Regions from separate parts of the Mus musculus genome. Here all the other regions are linked to region 1. The links are chromatin loops, found by intact Hi-C in ENCODE. Cell type or tissue: gastrocnemius. All regions are shown on one strand. Links, peaks and the distances in the headings refer to the core of each region. The heading gives the core; the rest is flanking DNA.

What was found. Peaks named below come from ENCODE experiments on the same cell type or tissue, not always from the same donor. Only the 100,000 strongest peaks of a DNase experiment are listed, where the experiment ranks them.
Region 2: a loop joins it to region 1, with 3 times the contacts of the local background. A loop is called at or near these places in 24 of 42 quality-filtered maps.
Region 3: it touches region 1 in a loop (5-fold over the local background); 9 of 42 quality-filtered maps call a loop at or near these places.
Region 4: a loop joins it to region 1, with 2.7 times the contacts of the local background. A loop is called at or near these places in 19 of 42 quality-filtered maps.

The regions. Positions count from the first base shown.
Region 1 is chr3:138,438,502-138,444,794 of GRCm38, forward strand. Adh5 (alcohol dehydrogenase 5 (class III), chi polypeptide) reads left to right here and starts at 4,592. Exons shown (of 9, transcript NM_007410.3): 1 at 4,592-4,692. The coding sequence starts at 4,681. In gastrocnemius, for the core only: no CTCF peak of the experiment used is centred there; DNase peaks (open chromatin) are centred at 4,235 and 4,573; H3K4me3 peaks cover 2,168 bases; H3K27ac peaks cover 1,750 bases.
Region 2 is chr3:138,195,477-138,201,769 of GRCm38, forward strand. It overlaps a transcript of Adh7 not described here. Among named protein-coding and RNA genes, the nearest start is that of 4930579F01Rik, 4.8 kb to the left of the region's middle. In gastrocnemius, for the core only: a CTCF peak has its summit at 2,843 (motif pointing right); DNase peaks (open chromatin) are centred at 2,231 and 2,853; H3K4me3 peaks cover 1,566 bases; H3K27ac peaks cover 701 bases.
Region 3 is chr3:137,867,094-137,873,386 of GRCm38, forward strand. It overlaps Dnajb14 (DnaJ heat shock protein family (Hsp40) member B14), which reads left to right and starts at 582. Exons shown (of 8, transcript NM_001033155.1): 1 at 582-963. The coding sequence starts at 831. In gastrocnemius, for the core only: no CTCF peak of the experiment used is centred there; DNase peaks (open chromatin) are centred at 749 and 3,263; H3K4me3 peaks cover 1,214 bases; H3K27ac peaks cover 932 bases.
Region 4 is chr3:138,220,460-138,225,459 of GRCm38, forward strand. It overlaps Adh7 (alcohol dehydrogenase 7 (class IV), mu or sigma polypeptide), which reads left to right. Exons shown (of 9, transcript NM_009626.4): 2 at 1,254-1,355; 3 at 2,503-2,641; 4 at 3,272-3,359; 5 at 3,453-3,669. The region is part of intron 2 of 0610031O16Rik (RIKEN cDNA 0610031O16 gene); the gene reads right to left. Among named protein-coding and RNA genes, the nearest start is that of Adh7, 5.2 kb to the left of the region's middle. In gastrocnemius, for the core only: a CTCF peak has its summit at 2,694 (motif pointing right); a DNase peak (open chromatin) is centred at 2,702.

The DNA.
Region 1 (6,293 bases), core at 1,294-6,293:
AAAAATTGCCTCAGGTGGATGATTTTTTTTTTTTTAAGACAGGGTTTCTCTGTGTAGCCCTGGCTGTCCTGGAACTTTCTCTGTACACCAGGTTGGTGTAGCCAACAGCAGCCACAGGTTCCTGGCTTCCTGAAAGGAAAGCTGGGGATGGGTGGGAAGGACAGTGAGAGAAATAACGAGCCAAGACAAAGTTCTCTGATCAAGGCTCAATGTTTACTTTTTGAGCCTGAACTTAAAAGGGAGGAAAACCCACTCCCCCACCCCCACCCCCACCCCCATGCCAGGATCTCAGGCGTCTCAGGATCTTGTCAGGACAACAAGCTCAGGCTGCTCTGCCTATAGTAGCACCTTGCAGGAAGCTGCAGATGTGGCAGACAATAGACTTTACCTAGGTTGGAAGACTCCACCCTAGGTGGGCTAGCCAGCTGTGGCAAAAACAAGGTCTAATTCAGCCTGCTCAAAGCTGGGGGAAGGCACAGGTTGGCCTTGAACTCAGAGATCCACCTGCCTCTCCCTCCACAGTGCTGGAATTAAAGGCATGTACCCGCCCGCCTGGCAGGTGCTAAGCCTTCAAAATGTAATCCATGTAACCACAGAATAGGTATAGAGTAAAAGACTAGTGGGGAGGGATGGATCTCCCCTGGAAGAGAAGATTGAATAGTTATGGATGGATGGATGGGGGGGGGGGAGGGTAATGTATGGAGAATCATATGGGGAGTGGGAGGAAACACAGGGTAAGAGAGGAAATGGAGGGAGGGATATCTACAACTAAGGGTCATTTGAGTGGTTGTATGGAAACCCACTACAGTAGAAGCTTCCTAAAATATATACATATACAAAGGTGAGCTAGATAAACCACCAAATAACAGGAAACAGATACCCAACTGGACATCTCTCACCATCAAATAAAGGACCAGAAGTGAGCTACACCACAGTTGAGTTGTTGGCAAAGGGGGCCCATGGGAACCATGAAACAATCTAAGCTTTTTTTTTTTAAAGGTTTATTTATTATTATATGTAAGCACACTGTAGCTGTCTTCAGACACACCAGAAGAGCACGTCAGATCTCATTATGGATGGTTGTGAGCCACCATGTGGTTGCTGGGATTTGAACTCAGGACCTTTGGAAGAGCAGTCAGTGCTCTTAACTGCTGAGCCATTTCACCAGCCCCAACCTAAGCTTTTGGTTGATCTCCATAACACTGCAGGTGGCCCAGAACCTGATACCAGAGAGCCCAGGTACCTAGGGGAAAACTGACTACGACTTCTTGGCTGAAGAGACATAGTCACACAGTGACTACTAACAACACTGTGCTATATTCAAAAATGAGTGCCTTGCTCCGCCATCATCACGGAAGCTTCTCCCTGTAGTAAATGAAAACAAACACAGACCCACAGCTAGGCTATGTGCAGAGAGTAAGACCTGGAACACCTCTGAATGAGGTGTCCATCAAAGCCCGCCCTCGGGGCTCAGGGAAGCCCGTGGAAGAGGAGGAAGAAAGATTGTAAGAGCTAGGTGAGATGGGCAACATGAAAGAAAGGAGGCCTTCTAAGCTCAGGAGTGATGCACAGAGGGACTGACAGAGACGGAGGAAGCACAAATCCTGCACAGACAGGTCCAGCCCAACAGGGTCCCAGCCCTGAGAGGGCAAGAGGACCACAAGCTCCCCCTCTAACCCAGAAGCTATCTCCAATTGATAACTACTCACAAATGAAAGATTAGTTCAGTCCAACCAAGTTTCACTGGGAACACAAATCACTACCAAGGTGCCATCATGCCCAGCAGTAGATAATCAACAGGAAGTTAACTCAGAGAACCTTTGGAGGAAGGTTCTCTGTCTCATGGCTTTCCAGTCTTTTTTTTTTTTTTTTTAACTTATGGATCCTTTGTGTATATATTATGGCTTCTGTTTGTTTTTTATGGGATTCCTATGTGTATAAACATTTGTGCTTCTGCATATATGTATTTCTCACGCTTTTTCTTTGGTTCTGTTTCTTCTTTTTGCTCATTTGTTTTGTCCTATTCTAGCTTTTGCTTTATATCATTATCATCATCGTTATTCAGATACCAGCTTGTTTTCTAACAGGAAGCAGAAAGGTTGTAGATTCAGACTGGAGGGAAGGTGAGAAGGATCTTGGACAAGTCAAGGGAAGGGAAAAATGTAATCAGAATGTATTGTATGAAAAGTCTGTTTTCAACAAAGGAAAAACTAAAACGCACGGTCTGATCATTCCAGCACAGCTGTCACCTTCTGGGTCTGGTTTTGATGCTTGCCATGCTCATTCAAACTATGGTTTGCCTTGCTCTGTGCCTTGCAATTTTTTTTATTAAAAGACAGATATAATTTACTGAGTAAAAGGGGAAAATGTTCTACAGTTTTTAATTTTTTATTTTATCTGAGTCTTTAGGTGAGCTTATAAACTTTAGTTATTCTCAGGGGGTTTTTTTTGTTTTTTGTTTTTTGGGTTTTTTTGTTTTGTTTTGTTTTGTTTTTTTTGGTTTTTCCATACAGGGTTTCTCTGTGTAGCCCTGGCTGTCCTGGAACTCACTCTGTAGACCAGGCTGGCCTCGAACTCAGAAATCCACCTGGCTCTGCCTCCTGAGTGCTGGGATTAAAGGCATGCACCACCACGGCCGGCCTCAGGTGTTTTTTTTGGTTGGTTAGTTGGTTGGGTTTTTGTTTTGTTTTGTTTGGTTTGGTTTGGTTTGGTTTGGTTTGGTTTGGTTTGGTTTGGTTTGGTTTTGAATTCTCAGCCCCTTACAAGGAATAGGATTCTAGAACTAGAGAGGACTGAAGATGCCCATCTCCCTTCTCCCTGACTGGATGAGCACAGGGAAAACTCATGCTGAGTTAAGCCCTGGTCAAGTCATTTTTGAGGGCAAGCCTCCTTAAGAACACACATGTTTACATTGATACTACCTCTAGAGCAGTGGTCCCAGCCTCCCTAATGCTACAACCCTTTATACAGCTCCTCATATTGTGGTGACCCCAACCATAATTATCTCATTGCTACTTCATAACTATCATCTGGTTGTTATGAATCGTAATGAAAATATCTCATGTTCAGGATACCTGATACGTGATCCCTATGAAAGGATCATTCGACCCCCAGAAGGGTCATGACCCACACGTGACAAACACTGCTCTAAAGGAAACAGTAGGAAAATTTTTCTCCCTCCTTCCCTGAAAAATCGTGAAAATAAACTTCTCAAAGTATGAGAATACTCCACTCCACATGACTGCATCCTCCGTCGTTTACAAAAGTCAGACTAAACTACAAAGTGCCTACAGCAATAGGTCAATCACTCTTCAGTTTCTGGCCCTAGTACTGCTTCTTGCAATGATGAATTTCTAGTCTGATGGATTGTGATTCTCTGTATTCCTGTTTCTGTTTCGGGGGGCAGCAGCTCTCCCTGCGTGACTTCACTTCTGTAAGAATTATGAATTCCTCAACTTGTTCAACTTCTTACAGGAGTATAACTTATAATATCCACATGTGGTGGTTTGACTGGAAATGGCTTGTATATTTGAATATTTTAATCACCAGACACTGGAATCATTTAAAAGGATTAGGAGGCACGAATACAAGATTAGTTTTAAGTAAGTTGGGTTTTAAGCACTGAGATACCCTAATACACACTGGCTTGGTACTTCAAGCCTGGAGTTTAGGAACACTACCCTGACTGGAGACAGACTATGGTGATCATCCTATTAATTATATACGTTAAAAGCCAGGGTGTGAGTTAGTGTGAAGTGAGAGAAGGGCTTTGAACAGTACCGTGGAGAATGTCAACCCTTAAAGTGTGTAATCAGGAAATGAGCCATGAAAAAGACAAAATGCGGTGTTTTAGTGGGTACATTTCAACACAAGCAGCATTTGGGATTACATCAGCAAATACAGCAGCCTCTGTCTCCACATAGTTGGTCCACTCTTAAAAGGGGCCCACTCTGCTCCCTCGGTTCCCTTCCTGAAAACTTCTCTCCGTGTCCGATGGTCCCTGAAATCCCAGGACCTGGTCGTAACCTGCTGAAATCCGAGGTCGGGCTGTTGCTAGGATGGGCACCTCTCCCTCTAGTGTTCCTTCAAAGCCCTTGAGGGCCGCAGTGTTGACTCGTCCTGGACCCAGACCCGCAAAACAAGGGGCTGCATTAGCTCGCTAGCGCATGCAACCCGCAAATCAGTAGCTCGCTAGCTAGCGCGTGCAAGCCCGGGAAGAGGGGGGCGGGGGGACCGCGGACAGGGACACACGGAAGGCGTGGCTTGTTCTACACGTGCTTTCCCACACGTGTTACCACACGCTATATTTCTCTCACGTCTAACGTACAAAGACTGCACGAAAATTAGACAAGGAAATACCACAGAGATGCTTTGCAGGGGCTCAGTTGAGCCAGCCTGGAATAAAGCGCTTCACGGCCCCAAAACTACTGCCTCCCCAGCAACGGAGCGCAGTAGCCGAAACTCAGGCTCCGAAACGCGGGCCCCGCCCTTCCGGTATTAGGCCCGCCTCCCAGCCGAGTCCCGCCCTACGCACAGCCACCTCCTCCCGCCCTCACGTACGCCCCGCCTACATCGAAGGCCCGCCTCCCGCGCACAGCCCCTCCCCTCACGCACGGTCCAGCCCTCACCCGGGTTCCGCTACACTCGTGAACCTTAGCGCTCGATCCCGAACTAGCGGCCATGGCGAACCAGGTATGGAGGCGCGCGGTGGGCCGGAGCAGAGGAGGGGAACGCCCGGGTGGCCCGCTGCCGCCCGCCGGGGAAGGCGAGCGCAGCCGCAGCGAGGGCATGGAGGCTTTGTTTCGGCGCCGCGCTTGGAGAGCAGCTCTGCTTTCTGCTCTGCTCCGCCGGAGCCCGGTGGGCTGAGGCCCGCGCCCGTCACGCGGGACGGAAGAACTTGCCCGGGTCGCGCCCGGGTTGCAGGATCAGATTTGGAGCGCGGGCCGTGCTCAAAACTCCCAAGCAAAGTTAGGCCCTTCCTTCGACCTTGGCTTTCTACGTGCAGCACGGTGTACCTGTTTTTTTCAAATCACGTTATTTGACTTTCAAGTCCATCTCCAGTAAACCCAGTGAGTGGCTTGCAACCTTTATTCTGTCAACACATTTCATAAGCGTCAAGTGAACTGATCAAAACCCAGCATTTCTCACTAGGTTTGGTTCCGTGGTTAAGAAGGTCTGTACTGAGTGTAATCGCTCTAGTAGCTCATTGCTTTAGATGCGCGATATAAATTTCATATGGAATTGTAAACTTTACAGAGCCACATAAAATTAATTCTAATGGTATGTTTACCCAACCTGATACTCGCAATATTATTTCCACGTTATAAGTATTTTTAAATTGAGATATTCTTCACTCTTCTAAGCTTTCAAATTTTTACATCATACCTGATTTCAGTTCACACTTGTCCTTTATCTATAGTGTTCAATAGCCACCTGTGGCAAATGGCTAATGCATTAGTTAGCACAGTTATAAGAGATGGTTATAGTATTTTTACCCCCATTTGGATATTTCTTAGGATCCTTTCCACTGGGAAGTATTGCACTAAAGTGATGCTATATAAGCCATCCCAAGGAAAAGATAATTAGGTCGCATAATACTAAGCTTGAATACTAACCTTGAATTACTTGCCAAACCTAGTGAAAGACTCTGGGTGGGATTTTGCTTGGCTTGTCCATTGTTGTGCTAGGACTCAAATCCAAGGCCTTGTGCATTCAAGGCACATGCTCTACCATTGAGCTACACCCCAGCTTGGGACATGTATTCCATAGTCTTCTTTCCTTTTCTTTCTTTCCTCCTCTTCTTCTTCCTTTTCCTCCTCCTCCTCCATCTCTTCCCCACCTCCCACCCTCCTTTAAGATGTGTGTGTGTGTGCCTGTGTGTGTGTATATGCATGCAGGAGCCTGTGGAAGCCAGGGGGTGGCACAGATCCTCTGGAACTAGAATTACAGGTAGCTGTGAGAGTGTAGATGCATAGGACTGAACCTGGAGTTTTCTGCAAGAGCAGTAGGTGGGTGCTCTTAACCACTGAGCCATCTCTTCAGCCCTTTGATTTTATATATATGTATACACAATTTAAATATAAATAATATATATGCACATATTTGTTGTCCTGGTTGATGGTGGTTTAGGGTGGAAGGTTTGAGATGGAATCTCTCCATGTAGCCCTGTCGGTCCTGGAACTTGAAGTGTAGATCTAGCTGGCCTCGAGCTCACTGAGAGCCACTTGCCTCTGCCTCTGAGCGCTGGGACTAAAGGTTTGCCTCACTGTATCTGGCCCTTTAATTTTATGTTA
Region 2 (6,293 bases), core at 722-5,721, 240 kb before region 1:
TGCTAAGGTCTGGGGGGGGCTACTAAGGTCTAGTTCCCTGCTTCAACCGGAAAACAGATGAGAGTTACAAAAGCAAAACTATGGACATGCATAATTAATAGGTCTTCATTGGTGACAAGAAATAAGCAAGCTGAAACTATCTCATAACACCAGCGTTCTGGAGTATATGTAGACCATGAGAATTCACATCAAATATTATTAGAATTATAAATTGGTACAAACTCATAAATCCAGCTTGACATTCAGATAGATTTGAAAGCCCAGAGACTCCTCCTCAGGTCCAACATTTATACCCAAGCACAAAGCTATTCATGTAAGACAATTCACAGATGCAATCTCTTCCTTAGGAGGCAAATCTATTAAGCGATATGTAGCTATAGGTTCAATAAAACTACATCAATAACACATGTCTAACATGAATGCATTTGAAAAAGTATGTAAAAGATAAGTTGAAGAGTTTGAGAATTTAAACAGAAACACAATAAGACTATTTGTAAAATTATTTGCAAACACATATGTCTAGTGAATCTACTTAAAAAAAAAAAAACCTCAAAATTCAAGAAAATGATTCCCTGGGAAGGGAAAGAGAAAGCAGTAAGAGAGGGGTGTAGAGAGCTGAGCAGGGACGCTGAGAACAGGTCAAACACAACACATCGTCTGTATGCAGACATATTTTTCTCATAGGTTTTGCCACAAAACTACTTTGTGTGCAAGTTCTGGTACTATTAAAAATTGGACTACCCAATTTTAATTAATATTTTAGTTGCCATAATTTGATGTTTTTACAGCACACACAGGACTGCATTGTTACACCATATGAATCCATCAATGGTCCCAAGACAATTAACATACCCACTAGCTTCATTTTTTTTCATTACATTTGTGTGTGTGTGTGTGTGACCATCTGGATTTTTTTCTTTGAGACAGGATCTCATTATCTAGCCTTGCCTGGCATGGCATGAAATTTGCTCTATAGATCAAATGGGCCTCAAACTTTTGAGGAACTTCCTGCATGCTATGATTACATGTATGTGTCCCAACACTTGGCTAAAAGTACATGCATGTTATTTTGGGCACATAGAAACTAAAGCTCTCTATCTCTCCCACTAGGTTTAGGTCATGTTCTAATCATTTGCTATGAGCCCTGTCTGTCTTTTTGTTTGTTTGGTTGGTTTTTCGAGACAGGGTTTCTCTGTGCAGTACTGGCTGTCCTGGAACTCACTCTGTCGACCAGGCTGGCCTCGAACTCAGAAATCTGCCTCCTCTGCCTCCCAAGTGCTGGGATTACAGGCATGCGCCACCACTGCCTGGCGAGCCCTGTCTGTCTTGTTGTGTCCTGCTGTGTTGTGTTCTGTTTTGTTTGTGGCCCTGGGATCAAACACAGGTCCTCGCACAAGCTGGGAAAGTGTTCTGTGTCCACGCTGCAGCCACACCAAGCGCAAGCATCTTTGAAATTCTGCGGCTTGCAGAGAAGATCTTGCACATGCTAGGCAAGTACTCGATCATAGCTAGAAATGTTACACTAGATACCTCAATAGTTCAGACATAGCTATGGAAAGTAAAAATTAGGTGTGCATTTGTTTCCTGTAGCTCTTTAACAAATCTTTTTGAGTTATTAACTTAAACCTACAGAAATGTATTGTCTGAGAGCTCTGCAGGCTACGTGCGTGTGTGCGCTTTGCATGCAAGCGTGCATATGTACATAACACGGTTAATTCCGTTCTCGTGTTCCTAATTGAAACTCAGAAAGCATGACAGGTCCTCCAGGGTCACACAGTGAGGACCTGGCCCAGACTGGCTGAGTGATCATGTTTCTTACTGAGCAAAAGGAGCCCACAGGGGTGACGTCTGTGGCGCTCCAGTGAGGAGCCGTGCTCCGGGGCAAGCTTCCGGTTTGCTTCTTAGGACTCAACTTATGTAAAACGTACCTAGAGAGGGCTAGAGAGATGGCTCTGTTGGTACAGTGCTTGCCACACAAGTGTGAGGTCACAAATTCGAGTCCCCAGCACCCACATAAAAGCCAGGTGCTGAATAGCCTGCCTGTAATCCCAGTGCTGCGGACAGAAGGAGGCTCCATTGGGCTTGCTGCCCCGCGGCCAGTCTAGAAATCTGTGAGCTCTCCTCTCTATGAAACTATGTGTCAGAGAATAGTGTCCAACTTTGAGACTGTCTTTCCATGCCTGCAGCACCCTGCCTTCCCGCATAGCAGGTCCACCCATCCCTCGGAGATGTGGGGGTGGTGGTGGCTGGTAGGCTGCACAATGTGGGCAAGGGCCAGGGATTGCACAGGGATTTCCCCCGGGGAGCAAAGCTGGCGCTATATCACTCTCCAAGAGTTTTCCCGATCATCGCCTCTGCCTTTAGGCTACGAATTTGGAGCAAGTACACACAAGATTCACTATGGGATTTGGCTACATGCATCTGCTATCTGAAGACAGGGAAAAAAAACAGCCTGGACCAAAAAAGCATAGTGACTTTCTGTCCCCGATGTTGCAGTAACTTAGTAAGAATGGACTTAACAATTAGCTTTTTAAAAAAACCAATAGTTTTTTCTTTTCTTTTCTATGTTTAGTAAATTTTGTAATTGATCAAAACTCAAAATTAAAGTAGAGAGTGATTGAGGAAGATACCCAACGTCGACCTCTGATCTCAGCACACGGTAAGTACACCTCCTTGTGCGCATGTGTCCCCTCCACCTGTGCGCATACTTAAATGCACGTAAGAGAAGAAATTCGTGACTAAAACGATAGGAAAGGGGAACTGCCATTCATGCTCGCTCATAAAAGCAAAAGCTGCTTTCTGAGGCGTTCATCTTTGCTTCAAGTGTGTGAATGTCAAAATGACCGCTAGGTGGCAGCAACGGGCTATAGTGTGACAGACAACACTGCCCAAGACTAGGCTAGAGAGAAAGCTTCGGGAGGCAGATCCTGCCGTGGTCATTCAATTCCGTAAACAATAAACCTTCATCATCTCAGAGACTGAGGTGTCCATAAGAGCTTATGTACAGGCCTCTCAGTAAGCTACTGGGTCACCAGACTTGACGGCATCGGCTAGTGGACAGCCGCTTGAAACATGGATGGCCTTTTAGAATTTCCCTCCACGATGCTTTTCCCTGTTCGTTGAGGTTGAGCTGTGAATGTTCACAGGCTGGGACTCAGGGTGTTCAGAGTGATCAACTAGTTTCCAAGAGAATGTCTAACAGGCTCAAAAGTGCTAGAGCAATCTAAGCTAACTATTGGCTCCTGAGAACCCTGGGATGGGGCGTTCCCAGTCCTGGGGGTAACAAAGGGTCTCTTAGGGGTGTTTTTATGGGGGATTCTCCAGATTAGGACCCAAATCTAGTTCTATTTGAAACCAAGGCGTCTGTGCAGCCGTAACTACTCCGTACTCGTGATGGCGCTGGAAAGCCCATGGGAGAGTTTGATTAATAACAAGATCCTTAGATCTAGCATCCTCTGTGGGACCCATCAATGCAAAGTGAACCGAGTTTAGAACCACTGTAAAGATTAAGTGATTTCTGTCATATTTAATTTTAGCTGGAAATAAATGGTATCTTTAAGTTGAGTAACTGAGAAATTGATAGGTTATTAATAAATCTCTGGAAAAAATTCTAAGGGCCAGAGCAACTGGGGAGGTGACCTTAGAGAGAATGAAGGTGAAGGAAAATATTATCCCATATGTTTTAGTAAATCATTTTTTTCCTTTTGACTTTATTTTTTTAGATATTTTCTTTATTTAAATTTCAAATGTTATCCCCTTGCCTGGTTTTCCCTCCCAAAACCCCCTATCCCCTCCCCCTCCCCCTGAACACCTACCACCCCACTCCCCCTTCCCTGCCCTGGCATTCCCTTATATTGGGGCATTGAGCCTTCTCAGGACCAAGGGCCTCTCCTCCCATTGATGACCAACAAGGCCATCCTCTGCTACATATGCAGCTGGAGCCATGAGTCCTACCATGTGTGCTCTTTGGTTGGTGGTTTAGTCCCTGGGAGCTGTGGGGGTACTGGTTAGTTCATATTGTTGTTCCTTCTATGGGGCTGCAAACCCCTTTAGCTCCTTGGGTCCTTTCTCTAGCTCCTTCATTGGGGACCCTATCCTCAGTCCAATTTTAGTAAATCAATTTTTACAACATGATAGCTCAAATATTAAAATGTTTATACTATTCAGTTGCCTCTTGTTTTCTCTTCTGAAAGAACTGCATATGGAGTGTGGTCCTGTACACAGTGAGACTGCCCACCAGCAGGCATTTTCTGCCAATCCTCTCTGCTCTCCGTAACTGCACGTGGGTGTTGGCTGCTGAGCAGGGGGCAGATGCCTCACAGCAAGTGGAAGCCCAGAGCTGTATGGGTTGCCCCGTTCTCGTGGAATGACATGAAGGGGCTGCTCTAGGACGCTGTCTGGGAGACCATTTCCCCTGAAGAAAAAGTGAGGTGAGCTACATCATTGTGCCTGGAAGGGGAGGAGAAAGATGAGGTAGCTTCTGGTTGGAAGCCATATTACTTGCTGAAAGCAGGACAGTAGGTAACCCCGAACTCTGGCCATGCAGAGGGTTCCGCAAGCTTTGCGACATGGGATGAAACTACATAAACGGATAAACAGTCTTAGTTTAAGGCATGGTGTTCCTGGTAGGGAAACAGCTTTCTTTCTTTCTTTCTTTTTTTTTTTTTTTTTTTTTTGCCTTTGCAAATATATCCACAATGCAGATATTACAGGTAATTTCCATTAACTGAAGAGCAAGCAATCTAGCTATCTCTACAAAGATGTACATTTGGCACCTCATTAACATGGCCAGCAATGAACTACTATTTGTCTTTTTTTCCATTTTTATTAGGTATTTAGCTCATTTACATTTCCAATGCTATACCAAAAGTCCCCCATACCCACCCACCCCCACTCCCCTACCCACCCACTCCCCCTTTTTGGCCCTGGCGTTCCCCTGTTCTGGGGCATATAAAGTTTGCATGTCCAATGGCCCTCTCTTTCCAGTGATGGCCGACTAGGCCATCTTTTGATACATATGTAGCTAGAGTCAAGAGCTCCGGGGTACTGGTTAGTTCATAATGTTGATCCACCTATAGGGTTGCAGATCCCTTTAGCTCCTTGGGTACTTTCTCTAGCTCCTCCATTGGGAGCCCTGTGATCCATCCATTAGCTGACTGTGAGCATCCACTTCTGTGTTTGCTAGGCCCCGGCATAGTCTCACAAGAGACAGCTACATCTGGGTCCTTTCGATAAAATCTTGCTAGTGTATGCAATGGTGTCAGCGTTTGGATGCTGATTATGGGGTGGATCCCTGGATGTGGCAGTCTCTACATGGTCCATCCTTTCATCTCAGCTCCAAACTTTGTCTCTGTAATTCCTTCCATGGGTGTTTTGTTCCCAATTCTAAGGAGGGGCATAGTGTCTTCATAGTCTTCATTCTTCTTGAGTTTCATGTGTTTAGCAAATTGTATCTTATATCTTGGGTATCCTAGGTTTGGGGCTAATATCCACTTATCAGTGAGTACATATTGTGTGAGTTCCTTTGTGAATGTGTTACCTCACTCAGGATGATGCCCTCCATGATTCCATTTGGCTAGGAATTTCATAAATTCATTCTTTTTAATAGCTGAGTAGTACTCCATTGTGTAGATGTACCACATTTTCTGTATCCATTCCTCTGTTGAGGGGCATCTGGGTTCTTTCCAGCTTCTGGCTATTATAAATAAGGCTGCTATGAACATAGTGGAGCATGTGTCCTTCTTACCAGTTGGGGCATCTTCTGGATATATGCCCAGGAGAGGTATTGCTGGATCCTCCGGTAGTACTATGTCCAATTTTCTGAGGAACCGCCAGACTGATTTCCAGAGTGGTTGTACAAGCCTGCACTCCCACCAACAATGGAGGAGTGTTCCTCTTTCTCCACATCCACACCAGCATCTGCTGTCACCTGAATTTTTGATCTTAGCCATTCTGACTGGTGTGAGGTGGAATCTCAGGGTTGTTTTGATTTGCATTTCCCTGATGATTAAGGATGTTGAACATTTTTTCAGGTGCTTCTCTGCCATTCGGTATTCCTCAGGTGAGAATTCTTTGTTCAGTTCTGAGCCCCATTTTTTAATGGGGTTATTTGATTTTCTGAAGTCCACCTTCTTGAGTTCTTTATATATGTTGGATATTAGTCCCCTATCTGATTTAGGATAGGTAAAGATCCTTTCCCAATCTGTTGGTGGTCTTTTTGTCTTATTGACGGTGTCTTTTGCCTTGCAGAAACTTTGGAGTTTCATTAGGTCCCATTTGTCAATTCTCGATCT
Region 3 (6,293 bases), core at 639-5,638, 570 kb before region 1:
GTACAACGAAAGTACCTCCACCGAATGAACTTCGGATATAATTTGCTTTTAGTGACCAGACACAGGTGTGAAATGCTAGTCACATCTTGATTCATGCCAAGCATGTTCCATTATTATACATTGACCCCTTTCCCCTCCCTGAGCCTTAAGACATGTATCCTAATTCCTGGAGCAAATCAAACAGAATAGGAGGTGCTTAAGCAGCCTATGTGGATGAAAGAACTTCCTGCCTTACAGCTGCTTTAACCCAAAGAGCTGCATTGTACCTGCCAGGTGGCAGGTGGGTCAGATGTGCCGCTGAGAAGGGCTGGGGAACTGCGGGGGTTGGGGGTTCCAGGGCTTCCGATCCAAAGCAGGAAGCGCCTGTAGGACGAATCCATGCGGCAATCACTCCCTAACGGAGGCCCAGGGCTTCCCAAGACCTAAGGGCCAGGAGGCCTGGCCTCTGATCCTTGTGGATCTGGTCGTGAGGGTCCCTGTCCCCACCCCGGTGGCGCGGAAGGCGGGCTCCGGGCCACACCGGAGCCTAGGGGCCGGGGCGTCCGCGCTCCGCCAACCCACGGCCTCCCCGCCCTCCTCCCGGGTTACCGCGTCGGCTTTACGGTCCGCCAGGCCCGGGAGGGACGCGGCTGGCGCCGCTGCGGCCGCGGGGGGCGGGGAGGCGGCCGTGAGGAGGCGGAGCTGCGAGGCCGCCCGTCGCCGGGCCGCCGCCGCGGTGCCCGCTCCTCCCCGCGCCGTGCCGCGCCGTGCCCCGCCCGGCCGCCTCGCCTCCTCCGCGGCGGGCCCCCCTCGCAGCTGCGCGGCCGCGGACACCGAGGCAGGCGCGAGCCATGGAGGGCAACCGCGACGAGGCGGAGAAATGCGTGCAGATCGCTCGCGAGGCCCTGAGCGCCGGCAACCGCGACAAGGCCCAGCGCTTCCTCCAGAAGGCCGAGAAGCTGTACCCGCTGCCGGCCGCGCGCGGTGAGCCCCGGCCCCCGCCGTGACCCCGGCCCCCGCGCCCTGCGCCCCGCCGGCCGCGGCCGCTCCAGCACTCAGGGACACAGGCGGGGCGCTGTGGGGTGCTGGGTGACGGGTCCCCTCCCCAGATCAGCCTAGGCCCCTGTGAAGTGACAGGAGCGGGGACTCCAGCGGCTTCTCGGGCTTCACCATCCCCGGGTTCTGTAATTTGTCCGTTCCTTAAGCAAGTATCTTCGAATACCTTAGATGACACTGCTTTTCCCAGGGAGGAGAGAGCCCTTACAAGACAGCTCCACTTTCGAAAGGGATGGTGAAGTTATTGATGATTCCTAAATAGTGTCTGGTTTGATATGGCACCGTAAGTACCCGCAAGTTCGGTACATCGCTAAAGAGTAGGCTATGGACTTACCCTACTTTAATTCACCTTATTCATTGTCTAACTCTACAGTCAACACAACACTCACAAAGCGCCACGAGTTGTGCCTAGTATTTTATATGCCCCTCTTATTCCTCAGAAAAGTACCGTGTTATTTGACCATGTGCAGAAACTTTTGCCAAATGAATGAATGAATGAATGAAATGAATGAAAATACCTTGCCCAAGGTCGTATAGGAATGGGCAAAGTCATAATAGGCACTGAGTTTTAATCTCTACAAGGCCTTTACTACCGTTTTTTGGTTTTGTCTTTTTTTTTTTTTCCCATGCCCATAGGATGACATTTAACTGTTGTTGAAAGAATTTCCAGGTTAAGAGGATTAAGAGGAAACTTGATAAGCAGCCCCCTGTTTTAATTTATTGTTTTCTTAATTCTTTTTACATCGTTGAAGCCTTTTATCTCTGCTGATTTTCACTTTACCTTTTTGTTAGCATTGGGACAGGGCAGGAAAAGATAGTGAAAGAAAAGTTAATTGTAAAAAGTGTGAAATAAAAATTATCATTTTTAGGTGTACAGTTTAGTAGTGTTAAGTATTTTCATGCGTACCACAGGATCGGTATTTTTTTGTTTTTTATCTTACACCAGTTAAGTAACCCCCTGTACTCTCCTGTTTCCTGGTAGCTCCCTTGCTACTGTCCATTCTCATAGACTAGTCTAATTTGGTACCTGATCTATGTGAAATCGTACAGAATTTGACTTTGCATGTCTGCATTATCTATTTACTTACTAACTTCAGATTTCATCCATATTGCAACCCGCGACAGATTTCCTTTTTTAAAATTGCTGAACAGTATTCTATTATTTATATACCCATGTGCCTAGGTGTGGCTGTGCACATACACATTTAACATCACCTTTTCTTTTTGGAGGGTATTTATTTAGCGCGTTGCGTGCATGCGTGCGTGCAGAGGAATAGGTCTCTCCCCACATAGTGTAGAGATTGAGCACAGGTCTAAGCTTTGACACTAGCTGTCACAAATTCTTACTTAGTCCCTGTCAATGATGTTTGGGTTGCTTCCACCTCTTTTGTGTTGAGTAATGTGCCTATGAGCATGAGTGTCTACAAGCCTGATTTCAGTTCTGCATATATACCCAGAAGTGGGATTCTTGGGTCATATGGTAATTCTAATTTTGATTTTTGAGGAACCAGCACATTGTTTTTCCAGCCCGGCTGCACCATTTTCGTACGATCCGCGTGGTTCCAGCTTCCCAATGTCTGGCAGAGCGTGGCAGCTCCGTTTTTTATTTGCAGTGATAGTCACTAGTGACTATGGGGACAGGTCGCTGGCGTTTTGATATCATTTCTCTGATGATTAATGATGTTGAACAGTTTTTCATTTGGCGACTTGTATTTTCTTGGGAGAAAAGTCCTCTAAGTTGTTTGCTCATTTAAAAATCAATCTAAGCTAGTTCCAGGACAGCCAGGGCTACACAGAGAAACCCTGTCTCAAAAAAACCAACCAACCAACCAACCAACCAAAAACCCAATCAACCATCCAACAAAATCAGACTGTTGTTATGGATATCGAGTTATAAGGGCTCTTATATATTCTGGACATTATGTCTTTGTCATTTATATTTTACAGAGCTTATTTGTTCTTTTAGGTCATCTCTCTACCCTGGGGACTGTCATTGGAGGCCTGAGTTTTATGTAGTCGGTTTCATTTGTCAAGTTTTGCTATGTTGTCTGGGCTTTTTGGTGCCATATTCAAGAAATCATTAGCAGGAATTACCCGTAGATCCCTTTTACTGTGTAGATATATTTAAATCAGTTGTCTTCTGCTCTTGGAAGGACACTTTTAATATTAAAGTAGTAAGTACCCTGGGCGAGGCACCTTGGCTTAGAAGGCCTGGCTCTTCACCAACTGCTTTCCACGCGGTCTCTAGTCCTTGTCGTTTGTGAGGCAGGTACAGTGTACTGATCCTGGGTATGCGGAGGACTAAACGAGTTGATATAAAGCATCTAATGAATCTTTCCTATTTTACAACTCCGGTCATCTAAGAATCCTTAAATCGTGCCCAGATTTCCAGCGGTCACGCTTCTACTGTGCAAGCAGCTCCAGTGAGTCTGCTAAAGGACACTGTCAAAGTGCAGGGTAATTATGGCTCTGAAAGTCATGGGTGTAGGGAAGGCGAAGGCATGGAAGACAGACAGTCAGGGGCAACGAGATTCTAAGGGGATAATCATCCAATAAAGTGGTAGGGTACCATTGTGAAGTAGTCTAAAACAGTTCAAATACAGACTTTGCCATCTCTATAAGCCATTCTAAGCTTTAATTACAAGCAAAATACAAGATAACAGCAAAGAGTGGATGTGACCCAAAATTAAGCAATGTGACTCTTGTGCGAAAACCATATTTTACAGAGTATCACAGGAGATGTTTATGAGAATAATTTAAGAACTCAAGAGGGGAAAATCTGGAATATTTATGAAAAGACCCTAATAAAGATCTTGTATAGGAGGAAATTGGTACTTTCGAGTGACTTGAAGTTTTATTCCTGAATTTTACCTATTCTAGATGTGTACCAAACTAATAGCTCAGGAAGCTGACTGGATAGGTTTTAGGGTCTGCCTATACTCTTCATTTCCATCGTTCATTTCCATGGATGTGATGAGTGGGAGACCACAAGATCAAATTCCAGCCTTTCTGTCATCTTAAAATTTCATATCAAGTGAGAAGGAAATTTGATAAAACCTTTCAATAAACTGGCAAGCTCTTCTCTTGAGAAGACATTTGATATTGAGAGGGAAGTGCTGTCCACCGTCTAGCTGAGACTCTTCACTTTCGACTAGCAAGGATTGCAGATGCTCATCCTCTGGGTTACATTTGTAGGTTTGTTTAATTGATGTGGTTTAGCACTTGGGAGAGGTGTACAGTTTCACTGCCGTGAGGCTTTGAGCACATAGTTTTAATTTTTAGATTTTTCTTTTTTCTTTCTTTTCTTTTCTCTTCTTTTTTTTTTTTTCCCGAGACAGGGTTTCTCTGTATAGCCCTGGCTGTCCTGGAACTCACGCTGTAGACCATGCTGGCCTGGAACTCAGAAATCCGCCTGCCTCTGCCTCCCAAGTGCTGGGATTAAAGGAGTGTGTCACCACTGCCTGGCTAATTTTTAGATTTTCATAGTAAATCTATAGGGATTGTGTAAAGTGTAGATTTTTTTTTTTGTTTTCTATCCTTCCTCTTTCTGATTGACTGACTGCCTCCCTCCCTCTTTCTCTCTTTCTTTCTCTCTCTCTTCCTCTCTCTCTCTCTTCCTCTCTCTCTCTCTCTCTCTCTCTCTCTCTCTCTCTCTTTCTCTCTTTCTCTCTTTCCCAGGAGACAGGCTTCACTCTGTAGCCCTAGCTGGCCCAGAACTCACTATGTAGACCAGGCTGCCTGCTAACTCCCCAAAGAGCACCTGTTCTGGCCACCCAGTCTCTAAGATGCTGAGATTAAAGGCATGAGGGCACCACCATGTTTGACAAGTTTGCTTTTGTTGTTGTCCTTGTTTGTTTGTTTAGAGAAGAGTGTATTTTATTCTTCTTAAGAACACAGAGGCAATTGGAATCAAAGATGATCAACCATGGCCATTCAGCAGCTACTCGGATGCATTTTACTGCGTGGATCATTTATAAATGACCCCTGCTTCACAAGAGTTAAAGTAGCCCCTTTATTTTCATCTGTGCTACAGATGATATACATTTTTCTGTCTTTTTTTTTTTTTTTGGTTCTATTACTTTGTATTTAATACAAAATAGAAAATTGTCCCTCCCTTTGTCTCACCTGAACTGAAAAGAGATTTTAAAGTATGTGCATCTGAATCATTATACAACCTATTTCCTTAAAGATCATTCCATTCTTTCCCTAGTTGGCTTACTTAAAATTCAGTGATAAGAACATTTACAACAATCATTTTTTTGTACTATCCAGTTAAGGGTTGGAAAATGACTTTGGAATTTCTGTTATTAGTGAGATACTTGAGGTGTTAGCACTGAAGAAAGAGTTTGGGTTTGGACTCAGCACTGTGTCCATTAGATACCCATTTCCACTTGGGAGTTGCAGGCTTCTCACCCAAACAGTGAGGGCATAGTTATTCAACAGATGTTTATCAGACACGTGCTATCCTCTGCACCAGGCAGCATGGTGTTTAATTTTTATTGTATTTTGCCTGTTTGGATGTTTTTCCTGCTTGCATGTCTGTGCACCATGTGTGCCCAGGGTCCTCAGAGATGGGAAGAGGATACTGGAGCCCCTTGAGCTGAAGTTATAGACAGTTGTGAGCTGAGCCATCTCCCAAGCCCACTGACAGTGTTTTAGGGATTAAGTGGTAATAGGACAAAATCTTTTGCCATGGCATTGACAGTCTAGAGGAGAACTAACCATCTGGTGGGCAGAATGATGACAGTATCATTTCAATAGTTTGATTTTTTTTCCTTTTTCTCCCCCCCACTTTTTCTCTTTCTTTGTTCACACTCTCTCTCCCTCCCTCCGCCTCTCTTCCCGCCTCTCTTTTAGATCACATCTGGCCTCCAACACTATAGGTAGCTGAGGGTGATGATTATCTTCTGATGCTCCTGCCTCTCCTCCTCCACTGCTGGGGAGCTGTATGTGAGCATCACCACACATCACCACGCATCACCACACATGGTGTACAGAGTGCTAGGGGGCAGCCTTGACTCTATGCCAGCTCGGCACACACTCTACCAGCTTAGCTAGGTTCCAGGCCCACCATTTGTGTTTGAGCCTCAGTTTTCTTTTAAATAAACCATTATTTAGATTTCTGGATGTGTCTGAGTGGGACTACACGTGTAAGCGTGGGTAGGGCAGAAGATGGCATCCTGTTGGGTCCTGGGAATCCAACTCAGATTCTCTGGAGGAGCAACCAGTGCTCTTAACTGTTGAGCCATCTTTCCCGC
Region 4 (5,000 bases), core at 1-5,000, 220 kb before region 1:
TCAGCATTCAACACATGGAGATCATTGTACATGCTGTATTCCCAGCACGCAGGAGCTTGAGACAGGAGGATTGTTAAGTTTGGGGCCAGCCTAAAGCCTGAGTTACACAGCAGGATGAGAGGGCAGGATAATGGCCTCTGAGGAGCAATTGTTTCCTCTATGGTATTTTTTTCTACCATTGTTAAATATAAAAGTTACTCTGTGCTCTCTGTCACTGTCCCTAGCAACTTTCTTACATGTAGTCTCTTGAGAAAGGCACTGAGGCATCTGAAGGGGCTTGCATGAGTTGGCCAAGAAGTTGAGGAATAATGTGTTGTGAATCAGGACACAATGGGTATTTTACATTTTGTTTTATTTTTATCCGTATGCTCTCACTCTCTCTCCTTCCCCACCACGCATGCACATGTGTGTGCACGTGCATGTGTGTGTGTGTGCATGTGTGTGTGTGTGCCTGTGTATTTGCCATGCATGTGCATATTTGAGTGACTATAGGTGCCTGTGTTCCACTGTGTGGAAGTCAGAAACCAACTTACAGACTCCCTCTCCCTCTCCCTCGCCCTCTCCCTCGCCCCCTCGCCCCCTTGCCCCCTCGCCCCCTCGCCCCCTCTAACACACATTAGAATTAGACAATTTTACTAAAAGCAGTTAGCAGAAGTGCCTGGCGGTCAATTGCTGGGTAGATACTGTCTGTACAAGGTAAGCAGGTCTGACTTGAGCTAGGTTTAAACTACGGTGAGGAGATGCAAAGACACAGGTGACACTCCTGCAGCACAGTCACAGTCCTCAGGCTTCACCACGGTGACAGCCCATGTCTTCCCGTGGGTCATCTCATTGCGTCACCATTGCCACGTGGCTGCAGATGTCATTAAAGACCGGATTACATTCTCACAGACGGATCGCTGTGTTTCCTGGGTAACAGACTTGTCCTTTGTTAAGAAGATGACAGGTGTACTTATCTATTGCATTTGAAATCATACCAATAGACGAGTTTATTAAAGACCGTGTGGATCCCAGCCCTGACCACATGTGCTGTGTGCTCTTGGGTCTGTCATTCCATGTCTCTGGGCTGATTTCTCAGACCATTTCATCAGAAAAGGGTCCACACAAGATGATTTGTAGGGCTTTAAGTTCTGTAATGGAAGGGAAGCATTCTTAGAAAATCAGAATGTTAGGCATGATTCTCTGAGAATATTATTATGACTCAGGCAGTTTGCATGCATGATTAGCTCCAATAACCATGTTTGGGTTCTTAGGTTATTAAGTGCAAAGCGGCTGTCCTATGGGGAGTGAACCAGCCTTTCTCCATTGAGGAAATCGAGGTGGCCCCACCAAAGGCTAAGGAAGTCCGTGTTAAGGTAAGAAAGGGGCTTGGAACACAGAAACATGGAAACCGGTGTCATTTACACAGAGAAAGCCATTGTTGTAAGACTGACTTCCTTTTAAATATCTATGGATTTATTGATTTAATGCATGGGGGTGTTTGTCTGCACATATGTCTGTATACCACCACATTTGTGGTCAGTGCTAGAGGAGGCCACTGGATCCCCTGGAACTGGAGTTGCAGGGATGCAGTTGGGAGCTACTGTGTGGATGCTGGGAACCAACCCTGGGTCCTGCTAAGCCATCTCTCCAGCTCAGAGGTTGGCTTCTTAAAAATAGGTTTCCCAGCTAACTTACCCACTGATCATGTCTGTTGTTAGGAAAATGATCGTGCTGGCTGTGAAGTGTACTAATTACAATGCTAATCTAACTTATTAAAGAGATATTTGTTGAATTTTTACCGATGTAGTGTTTGATAAAAAATGAACAATAGTCATGACCAAGAATTGTCTTAAAATCTTCTGGGATCGCAAGGTATTGAGATATGTGTGTATGTATGTGTGTGTGTATATATGTATGTATGTAGGTATGTAGGTAGGTAGGTAGTATGTGGCCCAGGGAACAGAACTTTGGACATCACGCATGCCAGGCAAGTACTTTCCCAAAGAAATGTATTTCTAGCTATGCTTTCACACCTTTCTTAGAGACAGGGTCTTACTAAGTCACAGCAGCTGACCTTGAACTCACTTTGTAGCCTGTGTAGGCTATGAACTTGGTGAGCCTCTTGCCTCTGTTTCCCCAAAAGATGTGACTGCAGGCCTGTGCTACCAGGGCCACCTAGAGGATTCTCACTAGGAACTCCGTTGTGCCTGAGAAGTAATAGCTTCCTGTAGTGCCCCGCCCCCGCCCTTTGGACAACCCTTCACCTTTGGTCTAGACTCCCTTGTTTAGCAGGCCTTTATGCTAATCTCTTTTGACCTCTTCCCTGTAGAAGGGCATAAAGATCCAAACCTGAAGGGAGACAGCAATGCCCTAAGTCTCTGAAGCCAGGGATCGTGGCCCCAGGCTTGCTTTAGGCTCAGGCTGGTCTAGCAGCAACTCCATAATGTGAGAAAATGATGCAGAGTTAAAGAGAACTGTTTGCTGGCCATGTAATGTCGTTGCTGTTTGTTTTCAACACAGATTTTGGCCACAGGAATCTGTCGCACAGATGACCATATAATAAAAGGATCGATGGTGTCTAAGTTTCCAGTGATTGTGGGACATGAAGCAGTTGGGGTTGTGGAGAGTGTTGGAGAAGGGGTCACTACAGTGAGACCAGGTATGGAGGCCTTGATTAATACTGTTAAAGGGACAGCACATGATCCACTAGGGGTCAGCAGAGAGACGCAACTTAAGGGAACTGTAGGCGTGCCAATTGTACCTAGTAAAGTCAGCTCCCCAAATCTCAGTCTTCAACACTGCTTTGTGGTACTTATAACTCTTAGAATATTTTTAAAAAATATTTATTTTACGTATATGAATGCACTGTAGCTGTCTTCAGACACACCAGAAGAAGGCATCAGACCCCATTACAGATGGTTGTGGGCCACCATGTGGTTGCTGGGAATTGAACTCAGGACCTCTGGAAGAGCTGTTTGTTAGTGCTCTTAACCGCTGAGCCATCTCTCAAGCCCCCAGAAAAATTTAAAGACATTTTTGTGTATAATATAGGTTCAAATCACACCTGTTTTACCTATTAATTATTCAACTAATTAATTAATGTAACTATTTGTGGTCCTCAAAGTAACGTTCCAAGGCTGGCCTGAAACTCACTACATAGCCCAGGCTGACCTGGCAATCTTCCTATATCAATCTTGTACTGGGATTACAGGCATGAGCCACCAAACCTTCTTACTTCATACTTTAATGCAAATGAATGACATCTTATGTCACTCTACTTTCCTTCTAGGTGACAAAGTCATCCCCCTCTTTCTACCACAGTGTAGAGAATGCAACGCCTGCCTGAACCCAGAGGGCAATCTCTGCATTAGGAGCGAGTAGGTGGCCGTTTTTTTCAGCCAGTCATTTGGGTTCCCCATGGTAGTTTCTGGATTGACATAAGGAATGTGTACATTTGATGTATCAAACAGTCTGACAGGCCGTGGAGTATTGGCTGATGGCACTACCAGATTCACCTGCAAGGGCAAACCGGTCCAGCACTTCATGAACACCAGCACCTTCACTGAGTACACGGTGCTGGACGAATCCTCCGTAGCGAAGGTTGACGGTGCGGCTCCGCCTGAGAAAGCCTGCTTGATCGGCTGTGGATTTTCCACGGGTTATGGAGCTGCTGTTAAAACTGCCAAGGTAAGAATTGGGGCCGGCTAGCGTAGCTTCTGCCTTCCCGCCTGACAGCCTTTCAGAAGGGGATTTTCACAGAACCCTAAAGCAATTTGAAAGAGGTGGGATCAAAGTCGAAATTTTATTTCTAAATACATGGAGCTTCAGCTTCTAGATTTACTTCCTGCCGCTGCCACATCTCTTTCTGGCCAAATCACTAAAGTTTAGCTTCCCTGGATCTCTTTTCCCATCAAATGCATCTTGGTGATGCTATGTCAGCTTGCTGGAGAGTCTATAAGTGAACTGTCGCAGACTGGGTGGCTTAAACAAATGTTGACTGCCATAGAGTCCTGGAAGTCCATAGGTCAGAAGTCTAAAATTGGAGTGCTGGCACGGTTGGTTCCTTCCGGCTGCTGGGGGAGGACCTGCTTCAGGCCTCTCTTCTTGCCGTATACATGGATGCGAATAGCCCAGTCATTTCACATCATTTTCCTTACTGTATCTTTATATCTGTTGGCATTCCTTCTAGGCTCCGCCCCACAGTTACCTGGCAACAGCTGGCTATGCCTGACTCACTTTAAAAGGGTCTGCTTGTCCCCTACTCTCACTTCGCCCCTAGCTCCTACTACCTCCCCCATTTCCGCCCTCCATTCCCCTCCCCCTCTCTCTGCACGTGCTCATGACTGGACTCTATTCCTCCTCTCTCTCTCTCTCTCTCTCTCTCTTGCTCTCGCTCTCGCTCTCTCACTCTTTCTCTCTTCTATACTATACCGTTGTATGGCTGGTCCCTCAGGGGGAAGGGATACCTCAGCATGGGCCCTGCAGAGGCACCCCCTTCCCCCACATCACACCGCAACCCCTCCAAACACATCCCTGACTTCTTTTTCTTTTTATAAAACACAACAATATCTAAGTTCCATTTTGTGCTGTGAGAACACCAGTCACATTGAGTCAGGGATGTGCTAGTCGGTTTTATGTTGTTACAACAGCACGTCTGAACATGGGTAAAGAAAGCTGGTTTATTTGGCTCGCAGTTTTGAAGACCACGTGGTTCCATGTGTTCAGCCTTTGGCTAGGGACCCCTCCAAGCTCCCTCGCAGCGTAGGCGCTGAGACAGGAGGCAGCATGCACAGCACAACGTGTGACCTCATCTTACCACAGCCCACTCACCAGGAAACTAACCACGAATGACTCCCCACTGAGGCCAGCACCTTCAACACCCCGCTTACCCACCCTTAGGCTACACAGGTTTCACGGCCTCTTACACGGGGCGGTCGGTTACTCTGCATACAAAGTCCCCAGCACACAAGCCCATGACAGACAGCTCTAACTTCATCCAAACCACAGCTAAGCTTTTC